Regions from separate parts of the Homo sapiens genome. Here region 1 is linked to region 2. The links are chromatin loops, found by intact Hi-C in ENCODE. Cell type or tissue: Caco-2. All regions are shown on one strand. Links, peaks and the distances in the headings refer to the core of each region. The heading gives the core; the rest is flanking DNA.

Evidence for each region. Peaks named below come from ENCODE experiments on the same cell type or tissue, not always from the same donor. Only the 100,000 strongest peaks of a DNase experiment are listed, where the experiment ranks them.
Region 1: it touches region 2 in a loop (6-fold over the local background); 4 of 110 quality-filtered maps call a loop at or near these places.

Annotation. Positions count from the first base shown.
Region 1 is chr2:9,166,962-9,171,257 of GRCh38, reverse strand. No RefSeq gene overlaps it. Among named protein-coding and RNA genes, the nearest start is that of ASAP2, 38 kb to the left of the region's middle. In Caco-2, for the core only: no CTCF peak of the experiment used is centred there; DNase peaks (open chromatin) are centred at 2,165 and 2,937.
Region 2 is chr2:9,331,086-9,336,367 of GRCh38, reverse strand. It overlaps ASAP2 (ArfGAP with SH3 domain, ankyrin repeat and PH domain 2), which reads right to left. Exons shown (of 28, transcript NM_003887.3): 8 at 1,555-1,630; 9 at 1,189-1,275. Among named protein-coding and RNA genes, the nearest start is that of ITGB1BP1, 90 kb to the left of the region's middle. In Caco-2, for the core only: a CTCF peak has its summit at 2,577 (motif pointing right); a DNase peak (open chromatin) is centred at 2,587.

The sequences.
Region 1 (4,296 bases), core at 1,724-4,223, 170 kb after region 2:
AAGACGGGGGAACTGCAATGGAGAAAGAGTAATTCACGCAGAGCCAGCTGTGCAGAGGACTGGAGTTTTATTATTACTCAAATAAGTCTCCTCAAGAATTTGGGGATCAGAGTTTTTAAGGATAATTTGGTGGGTAGGGGCTCGGAAAGTGGGGAGTGCTTATTGGTTGGGTTGGAGATGGAATCACAGGGGGTCGAAGTGAATTTTTCTTGCTGTCTTCACTTCCTGAGTAGGATCGCAGAACTGGTTGAGCCAGATTACTGGTCTGGGTGGTGTCAGCTGGTGCATCAAGTGCAGGGTCTGAAAAATATCTCAAGAACTGATCTTAGGTTTTACAACAGTGATGTCATTCCCAGGAGCAATTTGGGGAAGTTCAGACTCTTGCGGCTAGAGGCTGCATGGACCTTAAGCTGTAATTTATAATCTTGTATCCAATTTGTTAGTCCTACAAAGGCAGACTGGTCCCCCAGGCAAGAAGGGGGAAAGGGCTATTATCAATTTTGGGAAAGGGCTAGTATCAATTTTGTTTCAGAGTTAAAGTAGAAACTAAATTCCTTCCCAAGGTTAGTTCTGCCTACGCCCAGGAATAAACAAAGGCAGCTTAAAGGTTAGAAGCAAGGTGGAGCCAATTAGGTCTCACCTCTTTCACTGTTATAATTTCCTCATTTATAATTTTTGCAAAGGCGGTTTCATTGAGGGCAGTAGAGGCTGGCTGCACTCAGCTGAATCCTTCAGATATCGCCCTCAAAGAAGTCCTTCTCGCCCAAGGATATGCCCCTTTTTGGGGCAGCACATGTCCCATTATTGGTGAATGAAAGGGGTACATACTCTTGGTCCTCTTTTCTCAGAGGTCAGACGTTGTCAAAGGGCCATCCCGATTCTAGGGCTCTCTGTGGAGACCTGGGATTGGCTGAAATCTCTCTGTGACTCCATCCTACATCACAGCAGAACTCCTCTGCCCAGCCCTGCTTCCTTCGCTACCTTACAAGGCGATGGTCCCTGGGGTACTCGCTACTAACCCTCGTCCATGAGAATGTTTGTATGTTATGTCTGTATGGATATGATGAATGCCTTATGTGTGTATATAAGTATCTACACAAGGTATACATAGGTACAATGTATTCCATACAACGGATGCTGCATGTATGTATGTATGTATTGCACACAGTGTATACACACATATCATGCATTACATATGAGGAATGCTGTAAGTCATTAGGGCTTAATTCACTGACATCCTGGTTGAGAAGCACTGCCTTGGGTGTGTGCACCCACTTTTCTGGTCTAGAAAGTCTATCTGAGGACTGTCCAGGAACTCATGCCCAGCCCTCTGACTCAGATCTGCTGCCCTTGGGGCTCATCCTTGGGTGCTCCATAGCTCCTCTGTACTGCACTTTTCCTCGGCGGTTCCTTCTGTCAGAGGCGTTTGAACTAGAGCGACTCCATCTTGTATAAGGGCTGGGTAAAATAAGGCTGAGACCTACTGGGCTGCATTCCCAGGAGGTTAAGCATTCTAAGTCACAGGATGAGACAGGAGGTCAGCACAAGGTACAGGTCACAAGGACCTTGTTGATAAAACAGGTTGTGGTAAAGAAGCCGGTCAAAACCCACTAAAACCCACCCAAACCGAGATTGTGATGAAAGTGACCTCTGGTTGTTCTCACTGGTCATTATACGCTAATTATAATGATTAGCATGCTAAGAGACACTCCCACCAACACCACCACAGTTTACAAAAGCCGTGGCAATATGAGGAAGTTACCCTATATGGTCTAAAAGGGGGAGGAACCCTCAGTTCCGGGAATTGCCCATCCTTTTCCTGGAAAACTCATGAATAATCCACCCCTTGTTTAGCATATAATCAAGAAATAATCATAAAAAATAGGCAACCATCAGCCCTCAGGGGCTGCTCTGCCTATGGAGTAGCCATTCTTTTGTTCCTTTACTTTCTTAATAAACTTGCTTTGACTTTATGGATTTGCCTAGAATTCTTTCTTGCACGAGAATCCAAGAACTCTCCCTTGGGGTCTGGATGGGGACCCCTTTCCAGTAACATCTCCTCAAATGCTCTTCTGCCCCTTGCGCTCCTCCCGCCTCCTCCCCAGCTGCTGCCTTAGGCACCTGGCCTGCAGCATCAAGACTGTCCTTCCAGGGCTCCTCAGCCACTCATTCTTCTCACTGACTGCAGGGGGGACTGTTTCTCTAACCCCAGGAGACCTTGCTGAGTTGGCAGAAAGGGACTGGCTCCTGACAGCATCAGCAAGAGAACTTCCCTCTGGAAACAAAACACACCCATTTCCATGGTGTGTCCTGTTTTTTCTATTCTGAAGAGGCAGCGCCAAACCCTATGGAGAACAGCGAAATGCATTCTTTGAACTTCTGCTTTTAAGCATTTAATGCCCACCACAAGTGGGTTTCACCATCACTTAAGGAGAAGATTAAAGAAAGTACTTCAACAACTAACTTATGGCCTAGATGCAAATAACTTGTTTGTTGAGCAGGAATTTCTGGTGGTCTGGGCTGGCCAAACTCCTGATTTCTATCCAGATGCTTAGATCATGGTCTTGGGGTGTCGAGTATCTTGACATTCCTAGACAAAAATCAGCTCAAGAAAAATGTCTTAAGGTAAAGAGAATGCTCAGAATTTCCACCTCTCTGGCTATCTCATGGGAAAATAAATAGCCTAGATTAAATATGAAAAGCATATTTCCTTCAGTGTCATAAGAGTCATCAGAGTGATCTCTTTAGATTTTTCAAATGTTGGTCAACTCATGGGGAACTATGTAAAGTGTTGCATGTGCTGGTATTTTGGAAGTCAAAGTTGACAGCACAATCCAGAGAATGCGGTCCTTCCAGTGACTTTGCGGCTAATGATGTGCTGAGTGACACAGGCTGGAAGGCACTGACCTGCTGTTGCGCTGAATATTGACAGAGGGTCAGTGGACAGAGCTGAAAGCACAGCGCTGGGATGAATGGCTCCTGCTCTGCAAACAGACACTGTTGATAAAAGGGAGGCAGAACCGCAAGTGGCTGACAGCTTTCATTAAACCCTAGAGCTGGAAGCAGACTGAAAGGTGACTGTGTCCTCAGGGCACTGGTGTTTAGTGACTTTCCCAAAGTCTGGCCAGAGACTTTTCACTTTATGGATTTGCCTTGAATTCTTTCTTGCACAACATCCAAGAACGCTCTCTTGGGGTCTGGATGGGGACCCCTTTCAGGTAACACCTCCTCACCTGCTTTTTTGCCTCTTGCGCTCCTCCCTGCCTGCCCCTCAGCTGCTGCCCTAGGCTTTGCAGCAGAGCCACGGTGAGAACTGGACCTGCTGCCTCGCCCTGGGCACCCAGCTCTGGATGTTGATTGGCTCCTTAGTTATCAACAGCCAGCTGTGCCCAGGCAGGCTATACAAGGTCACAAAGGTTAAATAGGCCATGGAGGAAGCACGGCAGAGGCTCGGGTCCTTTTCCTGACTAACTGTCCCACGTCCTTGATTCGTGGCCCCTGGGAAGTCAGTCACCAGGCAGAGGGATGCTCTAGCTGACATTAAGATGAATGGATTGACCACTAACTCATCGTGTGGCTTCGGGCAAATCACATCACCTCTCCAAGTCTCAGGTTCTTTATCTGTAAATGAAAACACTGGTTGAAGATGTTGCTCCAGACATCCAACCCTTGCTTTCACAAGGAATGCAGTTTTCCTTATAGCTGTGCCGTTGACCTTCCTCCACATGCAAACCGAGAAGGGTGTGTGTGACAACCCATGTCCTAGCCCTGTTTTCCGAAGCTTCGGGTGTCACACATTGTGGAATTCTCAGGGCAAAAGGCACTTGTCTTTTGTTTTTCTGTGCTATGCAGTGTCTTTAGCATGGAGAGGAGTCTCTTCACTAGATAGTGGGCGAGGGCTACCTGTCTTCTGTGTTCTATCATCCCCGACTTCCCCACCTTGCCCTGCCCCATTTGAATCTTAAAATGCCGTAAGTGCAGCTGACCCGAGGGCCAGGGGAGAAATAGCTACACGAGCCCAAACCAGAAGCAGCTGGGATCTGTCTGCTGGGCTGTGATTCATGCCAGCAGTGTAGGATGGGGACTCAGGAGAGCTGGGTTCTAGTTTGTTTCTGTTGCTTCCTCATCTGAGCAAGGCTCTCCGCCCAGCTGAGCTTCATTCTCCCTCTGAAACCTCAGAAGAATCAGCTCTCTGGATGCCCAGGTCTTGGGCCTCCTGTCCCTCAGATCCCTTTGCGGCTCTTCCCTCTCTTCCGGGTCACAGAGTGGGCCTGAGGCCTGCAGGCGGGGTACCCA
Region 2 (5,282 bases), core at 1,579-4,078:
CGCTCCAGAGGTGGGGCTTCAGAGGGACTAGAGAGATGTGTAGAATTCAGCCACTCAGGGGAGAGAAAGGGAGGGAGGGAGGGACCTGCTTCATCTTCATAAAGGAACAGCAGCAAAAGTGTAAACTGTAAACCCAGAAAATGTCCACTTCCCTAATATTTATGCAAACTCTTCAGCCTTTAATAAAGTCTACAACAATGAAAGGTGAGGGGTTAAAATAAAAAATGCTACTAACCATTAATATATAAAAGGAATATATATATGTATGTTCACGAATAAAACATGCAAAATTCTGCAATTTATTAAAATACTGAACTACTTACTCTCCTAGACTTCGGTCACAAAAGGTAAACGCATTTGGGAGAAAAACAACAATATTCAGTTATAGTACAAGAACTTACAATAAAATAGAGCTCACCAAACTGCCAACAGGGAACTTTATGCTGTCAAGTAGTTTAGCAATTTCTCTAAAATCACTAGATATATGTTTAGATACATTCCTTTTATTAACAAGGAAATGGATTTATACTAAATTCACATTATGATACCCACATTGTAGTGAAAATATAGTAAAATTATCTTTAAAACTTACTTTTTAATGGCTTTTTAAAAACAAGTCCCCACAACACAAACTGTCCCTGCTGACGTGTTAGCACACAGAGACGTCATTACAGAAAGAGGGGAAGTAAGAGAACTAAGGATTTCTGCCTGTCATGATGGAGGCAGCTGTAAGAAAAGCTCATGCCTCATATTTTATAGAACACAATCTCAGGGCTGGCAGAGCCCCAGCTGGTCCCCTGCTACGTGCCTAGGCCTAAAGGGGCAGAGTCCACGTATGTCAGGGTAGGGAAATGACACAGGGCCAGGTACAGGATAAATAGCACAAATGACACATGGTCTCTGTGACGAAGCCACTGAGAGCTCCTTATCTAGCAACTGACAGAGCACAGGGTTTATACACCGCCATTAAGGCCATGCATGTAGTAAATGCTTCCTCCTGAAATAAACATATTTTAAAAGATGGTTTTATAGAACTAAATTGCAAGAATACATTAAATGTTTTACTGGTGCCTGACACAGCCCGAGTGAACTGTGAGCTCCTAGAAGACATGAACTTCATGTTCTTCAGACCCAAAGCCTCCAAGAATGGGGTGAAAACTGCAATCTTTCAAAATTAAATCCCCTCACCTCTTTCTGTTCAACCTGCAATGCGGATTTCAAAATATCTCGAAGCTGTATCAACTGCCTTCTTTCTTCATCCTGGGCCTGTTTGATCTTTAAAAACACACACACACAACAGAACCAATCAGAAAATTAAGACTGAGGTACAGTGAAACGTTGGTGCTCATGGGGCCATTTCCACACAATGCGACAACTGCCTCCCTCGCTGGTCAAACCTTCCCTCCCACCAAGACAGAGGACAGGCGTGGGAACGCCACACTCCACGTGGGCGGCACGGCATGAAAACACAGGATTACACAGAAGTGACATTTAGATGAAAATGTCTGTTGCATTAAGATGGTTTTAAACCACAGTGGGAGGGAAGCTACTCACCGTGTGAAGATCCGTAGACAGCGTTTCAATGGAAGGTTTGAGGCTTTCCACGGCTTTGAGTCCATCCTGAAAAAAACTAGCAGGAAAAAGAAGAAACAGAGATGACATTTCACAAAGGAAAAAATAATTTTGTCAGACAGATTAAAAACTTCTTTAAAGTGACTGAAGTCATTATGTAACTCCTGGGGGAAAAGACTGTATGAACAGAACCTTAAAATATCAGGCAAACCAAGAATAAAATGACACTCAAAATTAGCAGGAGCGAACAGAAAAGGAAATGCAATAAGCTTAAGTATTTGAGATTTTTCTCGACCCATATAAAATGAGGCCTTGAGTTTCAGTTTATAACGGGAGAGGTTCTGCATCTGAAGCCAGAAAGGCCATGGGGCGCAAGTGGAAGACACTGAAGAATGTGCCGCAACAGGCGACCGCGACATGGAAAAGAAAAGGAATGCAGAGGCCGGGTGCTGTGGCTCATGCCTATAATCCCAGGGTGAGGGACTTGGGGAGGCCAAGGTGGGAGGATCACTAGAGACCAGGAGTTCCAGACCAGCTGGCCAACATAGCAAAACCCCTAAAAATACTCTATTAAAAATACAAAAAAAAAAAAAACAAATACAAAAATACAAAAAGCTACTACTCGGGAGGCTGAGGCACAAGAATTGTTTGAACCCAGGAGGTGGAGGTTGCAGTGAGCCGAGATCATGCCACTGCATTCTGGCCTGGCGACAGAGTGAGACTGTCTCCCAAAAAAAAAAAAAAAAAAAAAAAAAAGGAGAAAGACAGAGACAGAGAGAGAGAGAAATAATGCAGAAAAGAACCAACCAAGCAGCTTTGGTGGCCACACTGTGTCTGCGGGGTAGGAAACCGTGGGTAGAGAACTTGAGATCAAATATCAAGAGGAATTTTTTATTTTAAGGCTGAGAACTCAATGCTGTGAGGTCACCTATAACAAGTGATTCAGGAAATACAACAGAGGCTGGACAAGTTTTTCTGCTGGAGCCATGGGCTGGTGTTCAGTGCTGCCTCTGGAGGGTGCTGTGTGTAACCCTTTTGAGAGGAATGAAGAACGGGCATTTCCACGAGCTAAGGAGAAAGTTCTAACCTGTAATGAGGCCTGATGCAGCTCCAGCCTCAATCCACACCATTCCACCCTCTTCATTCACTCAGTTCCAGACATACCGGCCTTTTCTCCCTTCCTCCATGACCACCAAGTTCTCCTGCCCCTGGCCCTCTGCATTCTGTTTCTTCTCTCTAAAGCCTTCTCCTAAGGTGTGTCTGCTTCACCTGGCTGATTCCCACTCATTCTTCAAGTTTTAGGTTAAACATCCCCGGTTAGTGAGGCCTTCCATAATCCCCTACAAGTTATTCCCCTATAAGAGGCCTTCTTATACTTTCTCAGAGCATTTTGTATTTTGCTTCAAAACACTTGCTGTAACTGCAATTATGTATTCATTAGTGTGATTGTTTAAAACAGAATTCCCTCATTAGATATGAAGTTCTAGGAGACACAAAGTACCCGCAAAGTTTGGTGTATTTCAAGCACATGCCATTTATTGAATGAATAACTTAATGAAGGATGGACTGTCACCAACTTTAGCCAGTTTATTAGATACCAAGGAGACTATCTTTAAAAAGTGATCTGGGTTTCACATATGTCATGTGAGGTGATGTTTACTTCTTTTAAACTCAGCAGTAGCTCTATGGGTGTTTCTCAGACCAAATGCGTCACACACAGAAGGCGCCGTGAAAACACTGCAGCGTGGCCTTTAATGCAGCAACTCCAAGGAGGAAGGAGAGGGACACACAGGCCGTGGGGCATGAACTCTGACCAGTGTTTATTAGGAGTCACAGAGGTCAGGATGCTAGAATGTTTTCATTCACCTTTAGACAGACACATCATTCTTTATTTTATACTCTTGTTCCTGTATTTTAATACGTTTTTTTCTGAATATAGAATATGTTTCTGAACTCATCTAATTCTTGTATTTTATTTACGTGTTTTTCTTTATGTAACTATTTTCTTAATCATTTCAAATTCTTGTGAAATAGATAGGAGGACAGAGATCTCTAAGATCTAAGATAAGGAGTAGGAAAAATATTACAGGTGATAAATGCAAAACCACCCAGGGAGAGGGAGCAGGTGTACAGCTCCAAGAATCTTTGCGACCTGGCAATTCTCCCTACGGTCAGACAGAGAGCGAGAGTGAGAGCGCGTGAGCATGAGCCCCGTAGTGGAATCAAGTGCTCAGAGACTTCTCGTCAGGATGCTGTTTCCAGCATGACGATGAATGGTGTACTTGGAATAACAATATGAATTTGGATTTAGATTTAGATTTCATCTCTGTAATAGCCCAGCCAATCTTCACCATCCACCTACCTGGAAAATCTCCTCCCTCTGATTTTTCAAAGTGCTGACCTTCCCGTACCCTCCTTGAGGTGTGTCTTGGCACCCAGACGCCCCTTCAAAGTGCAGTCAGCCCTGGCGTCAGGAGAAGCTTCAAGAAAAGGAACACTATTCCTTCTCCGCTGGCTGCTGTCCCTATGACAGTCCTAACTACATAGCCCCAGAAAATTTTCTTAAGTTGAGCCCATTAACACTTTTCCAAGCTTCACAGAACTTTTACCATCAACATTACCCAATCAAATTTTGTTGTCTATTAAACATTTTCTAGCCTGCCTCACCAGGCTAGAAGGGGTGTATTTCTATCCTTTAAAATACACCCACTTAGAGGCAATTATCAAACCCACCAAGCAGAGTAGCTCCTTTCTTCTCTGGGCCCCACACACCGTGCCAGGGCCCCTCCTGCAGCCTTCACGCCACCACATTCCAATGCGGTGTCTGCTGATGGGGTCTGTCTGTGACACCCGCCCCTCCCTCCTCTGCAAGCTTCTGCAGCATCCGGGGCTGAGCCTTATCTTGACCATGCATTCCAAGTTCACTGAGCAACAGCTGGTCACAGTGGTTTCCAGCAGGTATTGGCTCAAAGAACAAGTCAATTCAACATTCATCACCACCTTTCAAACCATGGTTGTATTTTTTTTGAAAAAAAAAAATCGCTCTGTCGCCCAGGCTGGGGTGCAGCAGCATGATCTCAGCTCACTGCAACCTCCGCCTCTTGGGTTCAAGTGATTCTCCAGCCTCAGTCTCCCGAGTAGCCGGGACTACAGGTGTGCACTACCGCATCCGGCTAATTTTTGTATTTTTAGTAGAGACCAGGTTTCACCATGTTGGCCAGGCTGGTCTTGAACTCCTGACCTCAGGTGATCCGCCCCCCTTGGCCTCCCAAAGTGCTGGGATTTCAGGCATGAGCCACCATGCCTTGCCAAACCATGGCTGTCTTTATTTTATAATGTTATAATGCCCTACTTCTAGATTCCGCTAGAGTACAGGATCTTCAATGTTCAGGAGCAAAGACTAATAAGACAAGTTTTCAAGATATTCCAGGAAAGAGGTAGAGATGAAAATTCCTTCCTTAAATGAAATAAAAATAAAAGAACACGAAGTATTCTTTAAGAACACTTAAAGCGAGAAGAAAAAGCAAAATAACGCATATCTACGTAGTTCCAAGGGTCAACAGCCAAACCTGAGCCCTGGAATCTGGTTTACACAGTGGCCTCTTCACCCTGGCGGAGCACAGCAGTGTGCAGAGGCCCGCGTGTACCCAGCAGGGCACAGCACCCAGCAGGCAAAGCTGTGCCCTTGGGGGCGAGAAGCGGAAACTGGG